2 separate regions of the Homo sapiens genome follow, and region 1 is linked to region 2. Evidence: read pairs that join two places in POLR2A ChIA-PET (ENCODE). Cell type or tissue: CD4-positive, alpha-beta T cell. All regions are shown on one strand. Links, peaks and the distances in the headings refer to the core of each region. The heading gives the core; the rest is flanking DNA. Region 1 overlaps HNRNPM (heterogeneous nuclear ribonucleoprotein M). Region 2 overlaps MYO1F (myosin IF).

Evidence for each region. ChIA-PET counts read pairs that join two places held together with the same protein. Peaks named below come from ENCODE experiments on the same cell type or tissue, not always from the same donor. Only the 100,000 strongest peaks of a DNase experiment are listed, where the experiment ranks them.
Region 1: POLR2A ChIA-PET joins it to region 2 with 18 read pairs; 8 of 35 experiments call an interaction of 5 or more read pairs at or near these places.

The regions. Positions count from the first base shown.
Region 1 is chr19:8,479,006-8,489,472 of GRCh38, reverse strand. It overlaps HNRNPM (heterogeneous nuclear ribonucleoprotein M), which reads right to left. Exons shown (of 16, transcript NM_005968.5): 13 at 6,262-6,315; 14 at 3,068-3,870; 15 at 2,398-2,449; 16 at 359-782. The coding sequence ends at 619. Among named protein-coding and RNA genes, the nearest start is that of PRAM1, 18 kb to the left of the region's middle. RefSeq lists enhancers at 1,864-1,913, 2,204-2,293. In CD4-positive, alpha-beta T cell, for the core only: CTCF peaks have their summits at 1,800 and 2,001; a DNase peak (open chromatin) is centred at 1,992; H3K27ac peaks cover 1,916 bases.
Region 2 is chr19:8,562,645-8,573,111 of GRCh38, reverse strand. All of the region lies in intron 1 of MYO1F (myosin IF), which reads left to right. Among named protein-coding and RNA genes, the nearest start is that of MYO1F, 9.6 kb to the left of the region's middle. RefSeq lists enhancers at 1,719-1,878, 3,874-3,963 and a silencer at 6,021-6,221. In CD4-positive, alpha-beta T cell, for the core only: no CTCF peak of the experiment used is centred there; DNase peaks (open chromatin) are centred at 3,781 and 5,171; H3K4me3 peaks cover 1,320 bases; H3K27ac peaks cover 2,195 bases.

The DNA.
Region 1 (10,467 bases), core at 915-3,414, 82 kb after region 2:
GTTGCCCAGGCTGGAGTGCAGTGGCGCGATCTCACTCACTGCAACCTCCGCCTCCTGGGTTCGAGTGATTCTCCTGCCTCAGCCTCCTGAGTAGCTGGGACTACAGCCATGAACCACCGCGCCTGGCCTCAGAAGGCTCTAAACAGCCAAACGCTCCATTGTAAGCCGGGGGATTACAGCCCACAGGAAGGCAGTTTCCAGGGAAGAGTCTCCCCCCATCTGTGGGCAGGCACCCACCCCTGGGGCCTCAGACAAGCAAGAGAGGGGATGAGATCCCTGCTGCTTGGACTGGAAGCTCGAGTGACCCCAGCTCCCCACACCTCGCGTGGTTGCCCACACAGCACACACAAGCAGGCCGTTTTCAGGAACCGGTATTTATTATCAAAGTCATATTCGATGTCAACAAGATGCCACAACTACAAAAAAAATTGCGCACATTGCAATCTCAATGCAAACAGTCAAATGGAACCCCAGTCATTAAAAAAGTAATTCAAATTACCCCAAAAAGCAACTGAATTTTTTAAACATCTTTATACATCCAGCCAACAAATTAAAATGGTTAACAAGAAAAAATACAAATTCAGAGGTCTCGTATCGATGTTTAAAAAAGGCAACTGCTTAAGCGTTTCTATCAATTCGAACGTCAATCTCTCGGCCACTCAGCTTCATGCCATTCATCATCCGGCAGGCTCTCTCGGCCACCTCTGGCGACTCGAACTTAACCACGCCACACCCCTTGGACTTCCCATTCTCCATCTTGATGTCGGCGTACAGCACGTGGCCTAGGACAGGGAGGGAAGAAGAGACGACACTCAGTCCCGATTTTGTTAGATTTTGGTGGACAGAGTCAAAAAGGAGAGGCCCTGAAGCCTAGAGCACAAAGGCTCAGAATACAATGGCGAGAACCAATGACTACGGCCCCCTCAGCCACACTGCCATTCTTCTGCTAACAGAGCCTGCCCCTGCCCCATGAAAAGCCTTCCTGGCGGATTCAATGCACGCCTTTACGCTTCAGGAAGTTCAAAAAAGAAGGCGCAGTGTAAAGCCAGCTTTATAGGCAGAAAGTTCCCATACATTTTACAAAGTCTTCATTTTTGATATGCCACCGCCCCTGGTTACAAAGCCATCCGCAATCCAATGGACACGTCTGTACTGTCCAAATGAAAGCCAGCAGGTTTCACTTATTCATTTGAGCACCCGTTAAGCATCCAGATATGTGTCAACGCCGTGGACAGAGCCCTAGAGGGCAAAGGCTCTACTCCAGGAGTACCAAAGGTGGTAGGGCCACAATGCCAGAGGTGGGAACTCAGTGCCTAAGAGAGGGCCCAGGGCAGGTAGGGTGGAGGGGTCCTCAGGGGCAAGTTCTGAGTGAGCTTACACAGAAATTCACCAGAAAGAAGACTTGCCAGTAATTGGCTCACACGAGAGCATTGCGGGACACGTGCAGCACTTGCCGCTCAGGTTCTGGGACAGGAGGGAGATGGAGGAGGATAGGACCAGGTCTTCAAGGGGCTTGTGAGTCTGGACTTCCTCTTGAAGGCACAGGGCCGCTCCAGGCATTGCAAAAGTGGGGGCTGGGGGCGCTGTGATCCCACTGGCCTTTTCAGAATATCTAGCTACAACATGGGAACTCAGGAGTGGGGAAAGAGGTGAAGAATGGAGCAAAGAGGCAGATCATGACTCAACGGCTTGCCCCAAGAACCATGGAGAAGCAGCAATGGTGGTGAAATCGGAGCCACTGCTGAAACAGGAAGCGGGAGGACAGTGCGGAAGCAGCTGCCCAGACCTCTAGCTCAGGCCCCTCTAGCTAAAAAGAACAGAGGTGGTGCATGCGGGGTGGGGGCTCACCCTGGAGGGCAGGGAAGGAAGACAACTTGCTTTCAGCCACAGACAGAGCCCTCCAGAAGAGTTGCCCGATGTGCCAGGAAACCACAAGACCTTAGCCTCACCCTCACAGGAGCTGCTGTGTGCCCAGAGCCTGCACCGCCTCCCCATGGCACCTGCTGGGCTGTGTTCTCTCCGAGGCCCCACACCAGCTGTGCTGAGGGGAAAGCGACCTCGTCTGGGATGTATTTATTTAGCCTTGCCACCTAGAAGCCAGGTAACCTCAGAAGGAAGACTCTGCCTGACTCATCTGTGAAATGGGGACACTACTACCTTGTTTCAAAGACTCAAAAAGAAAAAAGGAAGTAAGGATGAAATGAGAACACAGCTGAAAAACATGTGACACATCACAGGACACTCAACAACCTGCCTGAGCATTGGCGTGGGCAGAACATGGCAAGGCCATGGGTCCTGAGCCGACGGAGGGGGCTGGGAGGGAGGTTTTGCTGCTGACTCGGCTGCGTCACCAACAAGCACGAGGGAAGCACCTACAAAGCCGTTCCCAACACTTACCGCACTCGTTGAATTTGTCCTTTAGCATCTTCCATGTGAAATCGAATGGCAGCTGAAGGGGAGAAGAAAAGGGAGACTGATGCGTGATTAAACCAAATCCTAAGGCATGCCTTGCAGCTGGCTCTGAGGGCCATGCTAGATTTCTCACTATACCGAGAAGCTGGCTGCCCTTCAGACTGAGGCGATCAGCAGGAAACTAATAGATACATGTGGGACAAGGCTGTGAAGCGGCACAGCCAGCTCCCTCCCTGGGGCTCTGCCTGTGGGAGCACCGTGCAGGATGGGACACTCAGGCCTGCGGTGCGCAGCCCACAGTCACTAAATAGTGGCTAAGGGTGGCTGAGCTGGGGAAAATAATTCCGTTACAGCCACTTCTTTCCCTGGACCATCGTGCAACACATAGTGCCTCTTCAAGCCAACCAATCAGAAACTGGAGTCTCTGAGCTCAGCGTCTGCTCCATATTCTAGCACAGTGGAGAAGCCCAGGCTCTTCCAGAACCCACAGTTCTCACATTCCTTACTTGTCCCACTAGCATAAAACGTTTGGGACAGTGGCAAGGAGGTGTGGTCCCCTTTGAAGGGCGCCACCTCTGACTTCATCCTGCTGATCTTTGCCTCCCCTGTCCCCTCATGCTCACCACCACCAAGAAGTTCCCCAAGAGCCACTTACATTTCTCACAAATATCTGGCAGGCCTTCCTGGCCACCCCAGGAGCATGGCCTCCAGCTCCACCAAAGGAACCTGCGAAGCTTCCTCCGAAGTTGCCACGCTCCATCTCGATGGCACGGTCAAAGCTGGCACCGCCACCGCCACCCATGGCCAGGCCCATGCGCTCAATGCCAGCGCCCAGGGCCGGGCCCATGGCAGGGCCCATGCGCTCGAGGCTGTTGGCACCCATGCGCTCCAGGCCCATGCGCTCGAGGCTGTTGGCGCCCATGCGCTCCAGGCCCATCCGCTCCAGATTGTTGGCGCCCATGCGCTCCAGGCCGGTGGCCATGCGATCCATCACGGGGCCCATGCGCTCCAGGCCAGCTCCCATACCTGCGGGCACCATGCGCTCCATGCTCAGGCCCATGCGCTCGATGGCAGGGCCCATGCGCTCCACGCCAGAGCCCATGCGCTCAATGGTCTGGCCCACACGGTCGATGGGAGCGGCCATGCGCTCAAGGCCGAAGCCCATGCCGGCACCCATGCGCTCCACGCCAGAGCCAATGCGCTCCATGGTCTGGCCCATGCGCTCAATGCTGGAGGCCATGTGGTCGAGGCCCAGCGGGCCCATGCGCTCAATGCCGGAGCCCATGCGCTCCACGGAGCCCATGCGGTCCATGACCAGGCCCATGCGCTCGATCTCGGAGCCCACGCGATCCATGCCGTGGCCCAGGCCCGCGCCCATGCGCTCCATGCCGGCACCCCCGAGGCGGTCAATGCCAGGACCCATCCTCTCGATCCCAGGGACGCTTCCTCCACCTCCACCTGAAACAGGGACACAAAACACAGGTGGGTGTCAAGAACTTGAGTGTGCGTGTGCACAACACGCCAGACCACTTCAGCTCATGGGCATGGATCAGGGGTAAAGGCCCACCATAATTTACCATTAAGACACCCCTCAAATGTTGACAACAGCTACAGCTGTGTGGTGGGCACATGGGGGCCTCCCAGCATTCTCTCTGCTCTATGCCACAGCTGAGATTTCCATAACACAACTTCTAAAGAACACCCCTGTATGTGTGTCTGTGAGGTGCTAGTGTCTGTGACAAGCTTTGTGAACCATGGACGTCAATTCCTGAGACATCTGAGGTTTCTCCATCAGCAGACACTGAGAAATGCTCCAGGGGGAGGCATGGACACCCCCCACTCGGGGGGCCACCCAGGGTAATGAACAGGAGTTATGTGGAGACAAGTCGGAGTCACTCCCACCTTCCCCTCCCAGCCTGTCCCTCTAGGATGCTCTGCTGGGGGCCACTCTGGCTGCATTTCCTCAGCGCTCCCAGGGCACAGAGAAAGGATTTTCGGCCACACCATCAAGCAGAGGTCAAAAAAACACACACCGAGAGATCCTCTGTGTACAAATGCACACAGCTGGCCACTTTTGGGGACCCTATTGTCAGGGAAACCAAATGACTTGCTGGCTTTGGAAAGAAGATGTTGATGGCACTGCAGAGTGGGCTCTGGTAGCGGCTGGGGGTCAGTCAGCAGAACGAAGGGACGCCCCCACCCGTGGTGCTTGCAACTCTGGAAAGCAGGGTCTGGCTCCGTCAGCAAGGCCACCCCTTTCCACATGCCGAGTTTGGGGCTCCTCCCCGAAACCCTGTCGCTTGCCTCTGAGAGTGGCCATCAGCCCAGAGCCAGCCTGTGACCGACCCAAGCAGCCTAGTCAAAGATACCAATTCAAGAGGAAACTGGGCAGTTTCTCTAACTGGCTCTGTAACTGGCCACACCGCGCCTGCTTCTCTAGCTGCACAGCACACAGTGAGCGGCCAAAGCAGGCCCGACTCTAAGAATGTGTGACTTTCAGAGGGGAGACGTCTCAGAACTTCCCCACAGTATAAGGAACCTAGCGAGAATGGGCACTTTGCCCAAAGGCATCAGAAATGAGGTGGGGCAGCTGGGTGTGGTGGCTCATGCCTGTAATCCCAGTACTTTGGGAGGCCAAGGCGGGCGGAACAAGGTCAGGAGTTCGCGACCAGCCTGGCCAACATGGTGAAACCCCATCTCTACTAAAATTGCAAAAATTAGCTGGGTATGGTGGCGTGCGCCCGTAGTCCCAGCTACTTGGGAGGCTGAGGCAGGAGAATCGCTTGAACCCAGGAGACGGAGGTCACAGTGAGCCGAGATCGTGCCACTGCACTCTAGCCTGGGCGACAGAGTGAGACTCCGTCTCTCAAAAAAAAAAAAAAAAAAAGAAATGGGAGGAAATGGTACCAGCGTGGAGCTCCAGAGCCAGCCCAACACAGAAGTCAGGAGGTGAGATGCCAAGATACTCAGAGGGAAAATCAGGCTGAAAAAGTACATTTGGGCCAGGTGTGGTGGCTCACATCTGTCATCCCAGCACTCTGGAGGTATGCAGGTCACTTGAGGCCAGGAGTTTGAGATAAGCCTGGGTAACATGTCAAAATGCCATCTCTACAAAAAAAATCAAAAAATTAGCCAAACCAGGTGGCACACGCCTGTAGTCCCAGCTACTTGGGAGGCTAAAGTGGGAGAATCGCTTAGGCCTGGGAAGTTGAGGCCGCAGTGAGCAGAGACTGCACCACGGCACTCCAGCCTGGGAGACAGAGCGAGACTGTCTCCAAAAATGCTCAAAAAGTACATTTTGTTCTCAGTATCCATAAAGCTGTGTATGAATGAAAGATTCAGAACAAAATGTTTCCGGCAGTCATCACTGGGCGATGGGGTTTCAGACCATACTTTCTTCATATTTTCCTAATGAGTACATTTATCTATTTTACAAGCATTTATTACTTGTTGGGTGGTGTGCTTTCAGTCTTATCATCAAGTCTAAGGAAAATATATTTACTTTTAGGAATTTATAATGTGGAAAACAAAACCCCCAAAAGAGAGGTACTCTAACAATGAAGATGGTCGGCCTGTGCACAGCACGTGCGGAAGCACTCTTTCACATGCATTCACTCTCCACAGCATCCCTGAGGCAGGTACTATTACACCCCCATTTTACAAATGAGTGCTATGAGAAACAGAGAGGTTCAGTGACTTGCCAAACGTCACACAGCTAGAAAAAGGCAGAGCTGCTCCCACCCCGGGCAGTCTGTGTCAGAACCCGCACTTCTCACCACTAAGCTCTACAGTCCCCAGCGATAACAGCCTGTTCTAAAAAAACAAAACATCAAACTAAGCGGTTCCTACCTCCTCCCTGCTTTGCAATGATCTCTCCTCTCTTCAGTGCATTACTTAGGATTTCTAAGGAAATCAGGAAGAAAAAAAAATTAGCCAAATTCCTCTATGGCAATAGAAATGTGCTCATTACAGATTCCAGAGTAGAAATACTACTAATAAAAATGACAAGATAAAGGGAAAGGGGTTTGAGAAACACACGCACAGACAAGATCATTTTACAGAGAACTAGGAGAGTCCTTGATGCTGGGTCACGATGCCAAGACCCCACGTAGCTCCAGAGTCTGAGGCCCAGCGTGCGGGGTCACCTGCGAATGCGCCCAGCAGAGATAGGAGTCATATGCATTCATGAACTGAGAGCCAGAGCAAGAAGAGGGCCATCGGGTCTCGCTCAGCGGCAGTTTTCTAAAGCTGGTCCAGGCTCTCAGGACTGAGGCTTCCTTGCCTCCCCTGAGCTGGAAAGTAAGCCCCCACCCCCACCCCAGCCAACTTCTTGTTCAGAAGACCGCCCAGCATCACCCACTTGGAGCCCACATTTATCCACCCAGAGGCACCTCTCATTATCATAGAGCAAATTAAAGCTGCAGCTCCACGGACAACCTCAACGCTAACAAATGAGCTCTGCGCGGAAATCCTTGAGCATGCCAGCCTTGCCTGAAATGAGCTGGGTGTGCTGTGACTAGGCAACAGATAAGGTTTCAGGAAAATACCTAAATTGCACCCCCCACCAAGTATCCCAAACACAGTGCTGCTGCTCACTTGCCCACGGTGCACCCACACCTCTTTAAGGTTTGTCTGATGCTATCATAGCATTACCTTTCCAAGCTTCTGGTCCATCTTTTGCTATGTAGAAGACACTTGTACCCACCCGCTCTGGTCTCAAAGTATATGCTCAGCAACTTGGACATTAGCCACGAGGCACATTTCGCTTTATGACCACGGCCACAAAGCCATTAAAACCTGTCCCCCGGCCGCGCAGTAGCTCATGCCTGTAATCCCAGCACTTTGGGAGGCCAAGGCGGGTGGATCACCTGAGGTCAGGATCAGCCTGGCCAACATGGTGAAACCCCGTCTCTACTAAAAATTAGCCGGGTATGATGGCAGGTGCCTGTAATCCCAGTTACTCAGGAGGCTGAGGCGGGAGAATCGCTTGAACCCTGGAGGCAGAGGTTGCAGTGAGCCGAGATCGTGCCACTGCACCCCAGCCTGGGCAAGAGTGAGACTCTGTCTCTAAGAAAAAAAAAAAAAAAAAAAAAGACACCAAACAACAACAACAACAAAAGCACCTGCACCCCACACAGCTGCTTCTTATATCCCAACTAACTGCTGTGGGACAAGGTGGGAAAGTTCACCAAGAGACACAGACTTCAGTCTACCAGCAGGTACAGCTCATTCTCCCGGGACGCCTGCGATCCTGCCCGGCATGCCTGAGCCGAGGCTGGCTTTCCAGCACCTAGACCAAGCTTGTCCAACACGTCTTACTTTGCTTTGTTCTGTTTTAGGCTTTTTGGCAGCCTGAAACCATGGTTTTTAAGTTTCTGTCTCTAGTAATAAGTGGAAAAGAGGGATAAGGGGCTTTACTGACCCAAACAGAAACCAACTGAGAACCCATGACTATATTCTCCCGTGCACACCCCTGAACTAGATCAAGCTTCCAACTAACACACCTGCAAGACAGCTGCAAAAGCTTTCAACCAACATGCCACTGATTTGCAGAGAATGGCGGAATTCTCCCATCGGCATTCACAGGCCTCCCCACAGACCACAACTGGAGCCTGTTCTGCCCATGCTCCTCCCCTGCCTCACAGAGACCTGCACCCACCGCCGCCAGCCGCTCTATCTGCGCACACCTGCTGCCTGTGCCAAGCCTGCTGAGCCCCCTAGCAGAGCCAATGCCCTGAGCAGCATCTGGCAACCAACGTCTCCACCAGCGTCCTCACTAGGCCACTTGGATGCACAGACCTCTGGCGATGTCCCAAGCCACCCTTAGTATCGCCTCAGCTACACCTCATCCTTGAAGGCCAAAGACCACAGGCCTATCCAAATTTTTGAAGCAGCAAGTACAGCTGTTTGCACAAAGGAGTGCAAAGATCTACTGCCTAGGCACAGGAAGGGGCACCGAGTAGGAAAGCACTATGGAAAGGAGCACCACAATGGTTCACCTCTCATGGCAAAGGACACGGGAAAGAGGTCAAGAATTGAATCTTGAAAAACCAACCCAACCACTCTGAGAACCTGACGAGATCACCTTACTCATGTAGGTCTGATCACAGCGGCAGGAGGGAATTCCGGGACAGAGATCGCACAGTCCCAATCAGAAAGAAGGTGTAACCGCAGCGGGAGAGGTGGCGCCCTGCCGGTCAGGACAGGAACAGTTTCCTGTGGCCACATGAAGTGACCTCAAAGGCAAGAAGCCCACATCCACCTCTCTGTGCCACTCATGTGCCACTCCAAAAAGCGGAATTAGGCGAGAGGTGCTGCAGAGTGGCAAGAAGCTGAAGGCTCTTAGCAAGAAAAAGTTCCTACAGAAGTAAAGATGCCTTTTTTTTTTTTTTAATTTTGAGACAGAGTCTCACTCTGTCGCCCAGGCTAGAGTGCAGTGGTGTCATCTCGGCTCACTGCAACCTCTACCTCCCAGGTTCAAGCAATTCTGCCTCAGCCACCTGAATAGCTGGGATTACAGCATGCACCACCACGCCCGGCTAAATTTTTTGTGTTTGTAGTAGAGACGGGGTTTCACCATGTTGGCCAGGCTGGTCTCAAACTCCTAACCTTGTAATCCACCTGCCCAGCCACATGCCATCTATTCTTGCCATAGCTATCCACAAATTAGTATTTGCAGGCAAATGACAGTAAGTTTTAATTTTTTTTTTTTTTTTTGAGATGGAGTCTCACTCTGTCACCCAGGCTGGAGTGCAGTGGTTTGACCTCGGCTCACTGCAACCTCCGCCTCCCAAGTAGCTGGGATTACAGGCACCCGCCACCATGCCCGGCTAATTTTTGTATTTTTAGTAGAGACGGGGTTTCACCACATTGGCCAGGCTGGTCTTGAACTCCTAACCTCGTGATTCACCAGCCTCGGCCTCCCAAAGTGCTGGGAATACAGGCATGAGCCACCGCGCCCGGCCAGTAAGTTTTAAAATATTTCTTTGGCCGGGTGCGGTGGCTCATGCCTGTAATCCCAGCACTTTGGGAGGCCGAGGCGTGTGAATCACGAGGTCCCGAGTTCAAGACCAGCCTGGCCAAGATGGTGAAACCCCATCTCTACAAAAATACAAAAAATTAGCCGGACATGGGGGCACGCGCCTGTAATCCCAGCTACTCTGGAGGCTGAGGCAGAGAACAGCTTAAACCTGGAGGGGCAGAGCTTTCAGTGAGCCAAGATTGTGCCACTGCACTCCAGCCTGGGCAATAGAGCGAGACTCTGTCGCAAAAAAAAAAAAAAAAAAAATTTTTTTTTTTTTTTTTAAATACACCGCTGGCCAGGCATAGTGGCTGTTGCCTATAACCCCAGCACCTTGGGAGGCCAAGGCGGGAGGATCACTTGAGCCCAGGAATTTGTAATAAGCCTGGGCAACATACACTCTGTCTCTACAAAAAAATAAATTAGCTGGGCATGGTGGCATGTGCCTGTGTTCCTAGCCACTCAGAGGCAAAGGTAGGAGGATTGCTTCAGCCTGCTACAGTGAGATCATACCCACTGTACTCCAGCCCAGATGACAGGGAGAGACTGTATTAAAAAAGAATCTTGCCCCTCTGATGAGCTGAAGGATGAATCTAATGACCACCTTTCTAGGGCCTTCATAAATTTGAAGAATACAGCTAACATAAAATGGACATCAACAGACCTGGCGTGATGGCTCACACCTGTAATCCTAGCACTTTGGGAGGCAGAGGCAGGTGGATCACTTGAGGTCAGGACTCAAGACCAGCCTGGCCAACACAGTGAAACCCTATCTCATTAAAAATACAAGAAAATTAGCTGGGTGTGGTGGCGGCAGTGCCAGCTACTCAAGAGTCTGAAGCAGGAGAACCACTTGAAACCGGGAGGTGGAGGCCGCAGTGAGCTGAGATCGCACCATTGCACTCCAGCCTGGGCAACAAAGCGAGACTCTGTCTTGAAAAAAAAAAAAAAAAAAAAAAAAGAAAGAAAGAAAAAAGAGGAGGAAATTGCTCTGCCACCTAACCAAAACTGAAAAAATAATTTCTCTGCATACG
Region 2 (10,467 bases), core at 2,823-5,322:
TGGTCTCGATCTCCTGACCTCGTGATCTGCCCGCCTCAGCCTCCCAAAGTGCTGGGATTATAGGCGTGAGCCACCACACCTGGCCAATAGTGATTGTTTCTAAGGTACAGTCACAGGGCCAGGAACAATGGCTCATGCCTGTAATCCCAACAGTTTGGAAGACGGAGGTGGGAGGATCACTTGAGGCCAGATGTTCGAGACCAGCCTGGGAGACATGGCAATACCCCATCTCTACAAAGCATTTAAAAGTTAGCCAGGCATGGTGGCATGGACCTGTAGTACCAGCTAATTGGGAAGCTGAGGTGGGAAGATCACTTGAGCCCAGGAGTTCCAGGCTGCAGTGAGCTGTGATGGCCCCACTGCACTCCAGCCTGAGCAACAGAGACAGACTCTGTTTCTAAACAAATAAATAAGATACAGCCACAAAGCAGGGAGACCAGTGAAGTGGCTGCTGGGTCCAGAATCAGTGGCCATGAGGATGGACAGGAAAGGCTGGGAGTCAAAAGGAATTTAGGAGAAAGAATCAGTTAAGACCACTAACTGGGCACGGGCACAGTGGCTCACACCTGTAATCCCAGCACTTTAGGAGGCCGAGGCAGGTGGATCACTTGAGGTCAGGTGTTCGAGACCAGTCTGGCCACCATGGTGAAACCCCATCTCTACTAAAAATACAAAAATTAGCCAAGCGGGGTGGCATGTGCCTGTAATCCCAGCTACTCAGGAGGCTGAGGCAGCAGAATCGCTTGAACCCGAGAGGCAGAGGTTGCAGTGAGCTGAGATCGCACCACTACACTCCAGCTTGGGCAACAGAGCGAGACTCTGTCTCAGAGGGGAAAAAAAAATGCCCATAATTGATTGGATGCAAAGAGTGAACGTAACAATGAATCAGAGACAGGCAGGTTTCTGTCTTGGGGGTTGGGGACCACATCCCAGAGGATCTTCCCCAAAAAGCAGGAGGGACAAGACCAGGGTTCCCCAGCTCCAGCTTCTGCGTGGAGATGTTTGAGACGGTAGCCACCGACTGTCAGCAATCTCCAGCGACGAGACAAAGAGCCCAGCTCCAGAAAGACAAGGGTCCCCACGTATAAAGGCCAGGCGCGGTGGCTTACGCCTGTAATCCCAATACTTTAGGAGGCCGAGGCGTGCGGATCACGAAGTCAGGAGATCGAGACCATCCTGGCTAACACAGTGAAACCCCGTCTCTAAAAATACAGGGGCTGGGCGCGGTGGCTTACACCTATAATCCCAGCACTTTGGGAGGCCGAGGCGGGCAGATCATGAGGTCAGGAGATCGAGACCATCCTGGCTAACATGGTGAAACCCCGTCTCTACTAAAAATACAAAAAATTACCCAGGCGTGGTGGCGGGTGCCTGTAGTCCCAGCTACTTGGGAGGCTGAGGCAGAAGAATGGCGTGAACTCGGGAGGCAGAGCTTGCAGTGAGCCGAGATGGCGCCACTGCACTCCAGCCTGGGTGAGAGAGCAAGACTCCGTCTCAAAACAATAAAAATACAAAAATACAAAAAAAAAATTAGCCGGGCGCGGTGGCGGGCGCCTGTAGTCCCAGCTACTCGGGAGGCTGAGGCAGGAGAATCGCTTGAACCCAGGAGGTGGAGGTTGCAGTGAGCCGAGATCATGCCACTGCACTCCAGCCTGGGCAACAGAGTGAGATTCCATCTAAAAAAAAAAAAGAGAGAGAGAGAGAAAAGAAAAGAAACAGAGTCCAGTCCCCCTGCTCCCCTGAGGGATGGAGCCTTTGGAGGTGAGAATGTTGTTTGCACAGTGCATGGACGCAGGGTGTGGCCCCAGAGCCCCACTGAGCTGGGGGCAAGGCTCCAGGGCCACCCTCAGGCACCAGGGCAGGGTCTGGGAGCTGAGAGCTGGCTCCAGAAGCAGCTACGGAGGCTTAGCTCTCCTCCCGGCAACCACAGCTCGCAGGACCTGGGTGAGGAAGGAAGTGGCTGTTTGTTTGCTGTCTTCAATCTAGAGCTCTTGCTCATCACGCCCAGAAAAAGCAGACAGCCTGGAGCCCATGGGGTGAGTTGCAAAAGCTCCCTCCTCCAGCCCTTCCTCCTGGCCAGCTCATGGCCACCATTGATGGGGACAGTGAGGAACGCTAGCATTTACACTGGACAACCTTTGCTTCGTTGAATCTGCAGAGCAGCCTGTGAGATTTGCACCCCTCGATGTTCCCATTTTCCGAATGAGGAAACTGAGGCAGAGAGGTTAGGTGAGCTGCCCAATCTAAAATGAAAGAGGATTTTGACTCAGTGACTCCCAAGGCCACACTATTAACAGCCATCTTGGCCGGGCACAGCGGCTTGCACCTGTAATTCCAGCGCTTTGGGAGGCCAAGGCAAGAGGATCAGCAGTCCAGGAGTTTGAGACCAGCCTAAGCAACATAGTTAGACTTTGTCTCTATTTAAAAAAAAAAAAATGTGGTTGGGTGCGGTGGCTCATCCCAGTGCCCGTCATTCCAGCACTTTGGGAGGTCAAGGCGGGCAGATCACTTGGGGTCAGGAGTTCAAGACCAGCCTGGCCAACGTGGTGAAACCCTGTCTCTACTAAAAACACAAAAATTAGCCAGGTGTGGTGGCGTGCACCTGTAATCCCAGCTACTCAGGAGGCTAAGGCAGGAGAATTGCTTGAACCTGGGAGGCAGAGGTTGAGCCAAGGTCATGCCACTGCACTCACAGACTGAGCAACAAGAGCGAGACTCCATCTCAAATAAAAAAAAAAATGTGGCTGGGTGCAGTGGCTCACGCCTATAATCCCAGCACTTTGGGAGGCCGAGATGAGTGGATTGCCTGAGGTCAGGAGTTCGAGACCAGCCTGGCCAACATGATGAAACCTGGTCTCTACTAAAAATACAAAAATTAGCCAGGCGTTGTGCACGCCTGTAATCCCAGCTACTTGGGAGGCTGAGGCAGGAGAATCACTTGAACCTGGGAGGCAGAGGTTGCAGTAAGCCTAGATCATGCCGCTGCACTCCAGCCTGAACAACAGAGCAAGACTCCATCTCAAAAAAAAAAAAATGTATTAGCCAGGCGTGGTAGTATGCACCTGTGGTCCCAGCTACTCAGGAGGCTGAGGCAGGAGGATTCGCTTGAGCCTGGGAGGTCAAGGCTGCAGTGATATCAAACCACTGCCTTCCAACCTGGGCAACAGAACAAGACTCTGTCCAAAAAAAATAACAGGCACCTTGACCACAGCCTCCTGTCCTCCTAAGCAATGAGAGGCCAGCAGGACTATGTGCTGACCCCACATGGCCTGGGCTGTCTATCCCTCCAGGACCATGACCCTCCATTCCAAACAGACTAGAATCCTGGTGTCCACCACACACCCAAGGCCTCTCTGGCTGATGTCTCTTGCAGCCACCACTGATGCTGCCTGGAAAGTTCATGTTGCAAGACGTGCCTTCTACAGGAAGCCCTCTCACCTCTCCACAGTACTTTCCAGCCATGGTCTCCTCTGGGCAACTGAGACACCACTTGGGGAACACCGAGCCCCCCAAGGGCAGGTTCTGGGCCTGGTCCACCTAAGCCTGGTCTCCACCTACCTCCATGCACAGTAGGGGCCCAGGAAGTGTGTTCCCTCCATGGCACACATCCCCCAGCCCCATAGGCACCATCACCTTCACCACAAACAGCCCCTCCCTGGTGTGATACCAGGAAGGTTGTCCCCGCCTGCCCTAGTTCTGCCTTCAGCCTTGGGGTAGAGAGACCTCTCTGAAGAGCTGAAGGAAGAAGCTACCCGTCCTTCCTACCCCACCCACCTCAAGCCCCTGACTGCCTTTCACAAGAGCTCCAGCAGGTTGAGTCATATTCAGCTTGTGGTCAACTGTGACCACAAGCTCTTCGTTGCATCCCCACCCCCAAGGAAGAGACTTACAAACAAACAGTTTTGACTTGACCCATGGAGACTTGGAGGCCACAGAATGAGAGAGATATCTGGGAGACAGGGCAGGGGGCAGTCTCATCCCAATAGGACTTCATTCATTCATTCATTCATTCAACAAGTATGTATTGACCAGGCTTTCTGTCCAACACTGATGCCTTAAATCCTCTCAAGGTCACAGATGACATTTCCTGAGGCATCTCGGCGCATTTTTTCTCTTTGTTCGCTCCTGTACTTGTTTCAGAGACCCCACACAAGGGTCATTATGGAATCCATTTGGTTATTTGTTGTTGTTGAGATGGAGTCTCGCTCTGTTGCCCAGGCTGGAGTGCAATGACGTAATCTTGGCTCACTGCAACCTCCACCTCCTAGGTTCAAGCAATTCCCCTGCCTCAGCCTCCCGGATAGCTAAGACTACAGACACCCGCCACCACGCCGGGCTAATTTTTGTATTTTTAGTAGAGATGAGGTTTCACCATGTTGGCCAGGCTGGTCTTGAACTCCTGACCTCAAGTGATCTGCCTGCCTCGCCTCCAAAAGTGCTGGGATTACAGGCGTGAGCCACCATGCGCGGCCAAATCCACTTGCAAAGAGGAGAAACTGAGGCTTGGAGAAGAGAAGTGACCTCCCCAGAGTCACACAGTCAGTCAACTGTCAAGCCAGGCTTTGACCCCAATCCATCACATGCCAAAATTCTCGACTATCCTCCCCACACGATATTCACTTGAGCAAAACCCTCTCTCCCTTCGATGCAAACAGCCTGTGATTAATTTTTTTTTTTTTTTTTTTTTTTGAGACGGAGTCTCACTCTTTCACCCAGGCCGGACTGCAGTGGCACCATCTCAGCTCACTGCAAGCTCCGCCTCCCAGGTTCACGCCATTCTCCTGCCTCAGCCTCCCGAGGAGCTGGGACTACGGGCGCCCGCCACCGCACCTGGCTAATTTTTTGTAGTTTTAGTAGAGACGGGGTTTCACCGTGTTAGCCAGGATAGTCTCGATCTCCTGACCTCGTGATCCACCCACCTCGGCCTCCCAAAGTGCTGGGATCACAGGTGTGAGCCACCGTGCCCGGCCCAGCCTGTGATTTTACAGGTGGCTGGAGCATGGAGTGTCTGAGGGCCTCTAGTGCCTGGGGCAGGATAGAGAGGGAGAGAATGGTCAGAGAAGAGGGCCACTCTGCCAGATGAGGAAAGAGGGGAAGGGCAGGAAGAGGAACCAAGTCGTCAGAGCCGGGAGAGCCAGGAGGGCTGATGGGCCTAGCCAGACACAGCTGACCCCAGTGAGGGGAAGTGGCCTGGGGTCTTAGTTCAGCCTGAGTGGCCTGGCAGGCTGAAGCCTGCACTGGCCCCCAAAGGGGAAATTGTAGACATGACCCATCTTCTCCCCAACCCATCCTCATCTGACCTCAGCAGCAACCCCGGCGATCTCTGATACAGACCAGCCTGGGGAAGGACAGCTTCGTGGGTCCTCCCCAAGGTCCTCTCTGCACTGCTGTGTGTCCTTGAAGAGGACACTTAACCTCTCTGTGCTGTAGTTTTCTCTTCTATAAAATGGACCCAGGATGGGTGCGGTGGCTCACGCCTATAATCCCAGCACTTTGCGAGGCCGAGGTGGGAGGATCACCTGAGGTTGGGAGTTCGAGATGAGCGTGCCCAACGCGGTAAAACCTTGTCTCTACTAAAAATACAAAAATCAGCCAGGCGCCTGTAATCCCAGCTACTCAAGAGGCTGAGGCAGGAGAATCGCTTGAACCCAGGAGGTGGAGGTTGCAGTGAGCTGAGATCGTGCCACTGCACTCCAGCCTGGGTGCAACAGAGCAAGACTTTGTCTCAAAAAAAAATAGACCCAGTGGGCCGGGCACGGTGGCTCATGCCTGTAATTTCAGCACTTTGGGAGGCCGAGGCAGGTGGATCACAAGGTCAGGAGTTCAAGACCAGCCTGGCCAAGATGGTGAAACCCCCATCTCTACTAAAAATACAAAAATTAGCAGGCTTGGTGGTGGGTGCCTATAATCCCAGCTACTCGAGAGGATGAGGCAGAGAATTGGAATTGCTTGAACCTGGGAGACGGAGGTTGCAGTAAGCCAAAGTCGTACCACTGCATTCCAGCCTGGGCGACAGAGCAAGACTCAATCTCAAAAAAAAAAAAAAAAAAAAATTGGACCCAGTGATAGGACTAACCTCAGCCAGCGTGTGTTGAAAGGATAAGATGAAGTAATTCACATAAAAAGCTTAGACCAGGCTTGGCCTGGTGGCTTACGCCTGTAATCCTAGCACTTTCATAGGCTGAAGCAAGAGGATTACTTGAAATTCAGGAGTTCAAGACCAGCCTAGGCAACATAGCGAGACTCTATCTCTGTTTGTAAACATATATTATTTAATATATATATTAAAATAAATAAAGGCCAGTTATGGTGGCTCATGCTTGTAATCCCAGCACTTTGGGAGGCTGAGGCGGGTGGATCACTTGAGGTCAGGAGTTCGAAACCAGCTTGGCCAACATGGTGAAACCCCATCTCTACAAAAAATACAAATATTACCTGGGCATGGTGGCATGCACCTGTAATCCCAGCTACTTGGGAAACTGAGGCAGGAGAATCGCTTGAGCCAGGGAGGCAGAGGTTGCAGTGAGCCAAGATCATGCCACTGCACTCCAGCCAGGGCGAAAGAGCAACACTCTGTTTCAAAAATAAATAAATTAATTAAATTAAATAAATAAAAATAAAATTTTTTTTAAAAAGCATAGACCAGGCCGGGCGCGGTGGCTCACGCCTGTAATCCCAGCACTTTGGGAGGCCGAGGCGGGTGGATCATGAGATCAGGAGCTCGAGACCATCCTGGCTAACACGGTGAAAGCCCATCTCTACTAAAAATACAAAAAATTAGCTGGGCATGGCCGTGGGAGCCTGTAGTCCCAGCTACATGGGAGGCTGAGGCAGGAGAATGGCGTGAACCCGGGAGGCAGAGCTTGCAGTGAGCCGAGATCATGCCACTGCACTCCAGCCTGGGCGAGAAAGCAAGACTCCATCTCAAAAAAAAAAAAAAAAAAAAAAAAGACATAGACTGGAGCCTGGTACACAGAATAAGTGCTAGTTTGGTGTTTGGGTTTTTTTTCTGGGTCTTCGTCTGTCATCCAGGCTGGAGTGCTGCCACAATCACAGCTCACTGTAACTCCGAACTCCTGGGCTCAAGTGATCCTCTTGCCTCAGCCTCCTGAGTGGCTGGGACTACAGGCGCATACCACCATGCCTGGCTAATTTTTATTTATTTTTTATTTTTTATTTTTTTTTGCAGAGATGGGGGTCTCACTATGTTGCCCAGGCTGGTCTCAAACACCTGGCCTCAAGTGATCCTTCCACCTCAGCCTCCCAAAGTGCTGGGATGACAGGTGTGAGCCACCACCCGGCCAGGTGTTAACTGTTGTTGTCATTGTTTTCTATTGTTGTTATTTCCATCCAATCTCCACCCTTAAGCTCTTCAGAGACAAAATGCACTTCCCGTGTCCCCACCCACTGACACAGCTGTGCCTGTCCCCAGCCTCTCCCCAAATACCTGTTTAGAAAAAGAACAGACCCTCACCACTCACGACCCTGCTCCTGCCCCACTAGGCCCATGAATGATGCCACTTTGCCCACAATTATTTATTTTTTAATTTTTATTATTATTATTATTTCGAGACAGAGTTTCGCACTTGTTGCCCAGGCTAGCTTGCAATGGCACAATCTTGGCTCACTACAACCTCTGCCTCCCAGGTTCAAGCTATTCTCCTGCCTCAGCCTCCCGAGTAGCTGGGATTACAGGCGCTCGCCACCACACCTGGCTAATGTTGTACTTTTAGTGGAGACGGGGTTTCCCCACGTTGGTCAGGCTGGTCTCAAACTCCCAACCTCAGTTGATCTGCCCGAGTCAACCTCCCAAAGTGCTGGGATTACAGGCGTGAGCTACTGCACCCAACCTGCCCACAATTTTTATTGTCTCTTCTCATCAACCATCTGGTCTCCCCATCTTGAAAATGAAATGAGCCAGGCGTGGTGGCTCACGCCTGTACTCCCAGCACTTTGGGAGGCTGAGGTGGGTGGATCACTTGAACTTGAGGTCAGGAGTTACAGACCAGCCTGGCCAACATGGTGAAATCCCTGTCTCTGGCCGGACACAGTGGCTCATGCCTGTAATCCCAGCACAGTGGGAGGCTGAGGTGGGCGGATCACCTGAGGTTGGGAGTTCGAGATGAGCGTGTCCAACGTGGTGAAATCCTGTCTCTACTAAAAACACAAAAATCAGCCTGGCTTGGTGGCAGGCGCCTGTAATTCCAGTTACTTGGGAGGCTGAGGCAGGAGAATCACTTGAACCCGGGAGGCGGAGGTTGCAGTGAGCCGAAATCATACCACTGCACTCCAGCCTGGGTGACAGAGCGAGACTCTGTCTCAAAACAACAACAAAAAAAAAACAGGAAACACGGGCTCCCCTGACCCCACTTCTCCCCCACAGCCTCTCTCCCTCTTCCCCTTCTCAGCCAGATCCTCATTCCTGTCTATACCTCCTAGCCTCCCAATCCTGCTTCTGACCCTGGGGCCCCTCTTAGTCTCCAGTGAGCTCAGACGCTCTTCAGGGTTGAGTCGATGGCTCCTAACCCACCCTCGTCCCATCTGGGCCTCCCCTGCCTGGTCCGGGTTTTGCCTCTGACTTCCCTGGCAGTTCCTACTCAGCCAGTCTGTGGTGGGTGTCAACTTCAACCCCTCCATGCCACTGCTCCCCAGGATTCTGTCATCTCCTGACGCACCCCAGGGACTCTCAGTGCATCCCAGTCAGCACCTCCTTCTTTTTTTGTTGTTTTCAAGACAGGGTTTCACTCCTGTCGCCCAGGCTGAAGTGCAATGGCATGATCTTGGCTCACTGCAACCTCTGCCTCCTGGGTTCAAGCGATTCTCCTGCCTCAGCCTCCCAAGTAGCTGGGATTACAGGCGCCTGACACCACGCCTGGCTAATTTTTGTATTTTTAGTAGAGACGGGGTTTCACCATGTTGGCCAGGCTGGTCTCGAACTCCTGACCTCAAGTGATCCATCCACCTTGGCCTCCCAAAGTGCTGGGATTATAGGCATGAGCCGCCATGCCCGGCCAGCACCCACTTCTTATAAAAACACCTAATTAGGCCTCCTTTAAATCCCGACATTAACCTCAGACAATGGACACACTCAACTCCCATAGTTTCAAAAAGAATCAATGTGATTGCCTGTAATGAAGACCTTACAATAAAATGTGTGTCCAAATATGAGAGTGCTAGGGTCAGGCCAAAGCGCAGTGGCTCATGCCTATAATCTCAGCACTTTGAGAAGCCAAGGCGGGTGGATCACCTGAGGCTAGGAGTTTGAGACCAGCCTGGCCAACATAGAAAAACCCTGTCTCAAGCCAGGCGCGGTGGCTCACCCCTGTAATCCCAGCACTTTGGGAGGCTGAGGCAGGGGGATCGCCTGAGGTCAGGAGTTCCAGACCAGCCTGACCAACATAGTGAAAGCCCATCTCTACTAAAAATACAAAAAAAATTAGCTGGGCGTGTTGATGGGCTCCTGTAACCCCAGCTACTAGGGAGGCTGAGGCAGGAAAATCGCTTGAACCCGGGAGGCGAAGGTTGCAGTGAGCTGAGATCACATCATTGCACTCCAGCCCAGATAACAAGAGAGACACTCCATCTCAAAAAAAAAAGAAAGAAAGAAAGAAAAAGAAAAATCCTGTCTCTACTAAAATTACAAAACGTTAGCTGGGCGTGGTGGTGCACGCCTATAATCCCAGGTACTCAGGAGGCTGAGGCATGAGAATCGCTTGAATCCGGGAAGCAGAGGTTGCAGTGAGCTGAGATCTCACCACTGCACTCCAGCCTGGGCGATAGAGCAAGACTGTGTCTCAAAAAAAAAAAAAAAAAAAAAGTGGCCAAGCACAGTGGCTCATGCCTATAATCCCAGCATTTTGGGAGGCCGAGGCGGGTGGATCACCTGAGGTCAGGAGTTCAAGACCAGCCTGACCAACATGGTGAAACCCCATCCATACTAAAAATACAAAAAATTAGCCAGGCATGGTGGCAGGTGCCTGTAGTCCCAGCTACTCGGGAGGCTGAGACAGGACAATCACTTGGACCCGGGAGGCAGAGGTTACAGTGAGCTGCGATCAAACCACTGCACTCCAGCCTGGGCGACAGAGTGAGACTCGGTATCAAAACAAAAAAAGGAAAGAAGGAAAGAAGGTGCTAAGGTCAGCGGTCCAAGAAGGCCCAGGAGAGCCACCAGGTGCTCCCACCTGTAAACAAGTATGACAGTCCCACCTACAGGTCATTTTTAACGCCACCACCGGCATGACTTTCAACGAAGTGAGTTTCCAAAATGTTTAACTTGGCCAGGCACCATGGCTCATGCCTGTAATCCTGGCACTCTGGGAGACTGAGGCAGGAGGATTGCTTGAGCCCAGGAGTTAGAGACCAGCCTGGGCAACATAGGGAGACCCCATCTGTAAAAAAAAAATTTAAGTAGCTGGGCACAGTGGTACTTGCCTGTGGTCCCAGCTACTCAGGAGGCTGGGGTGG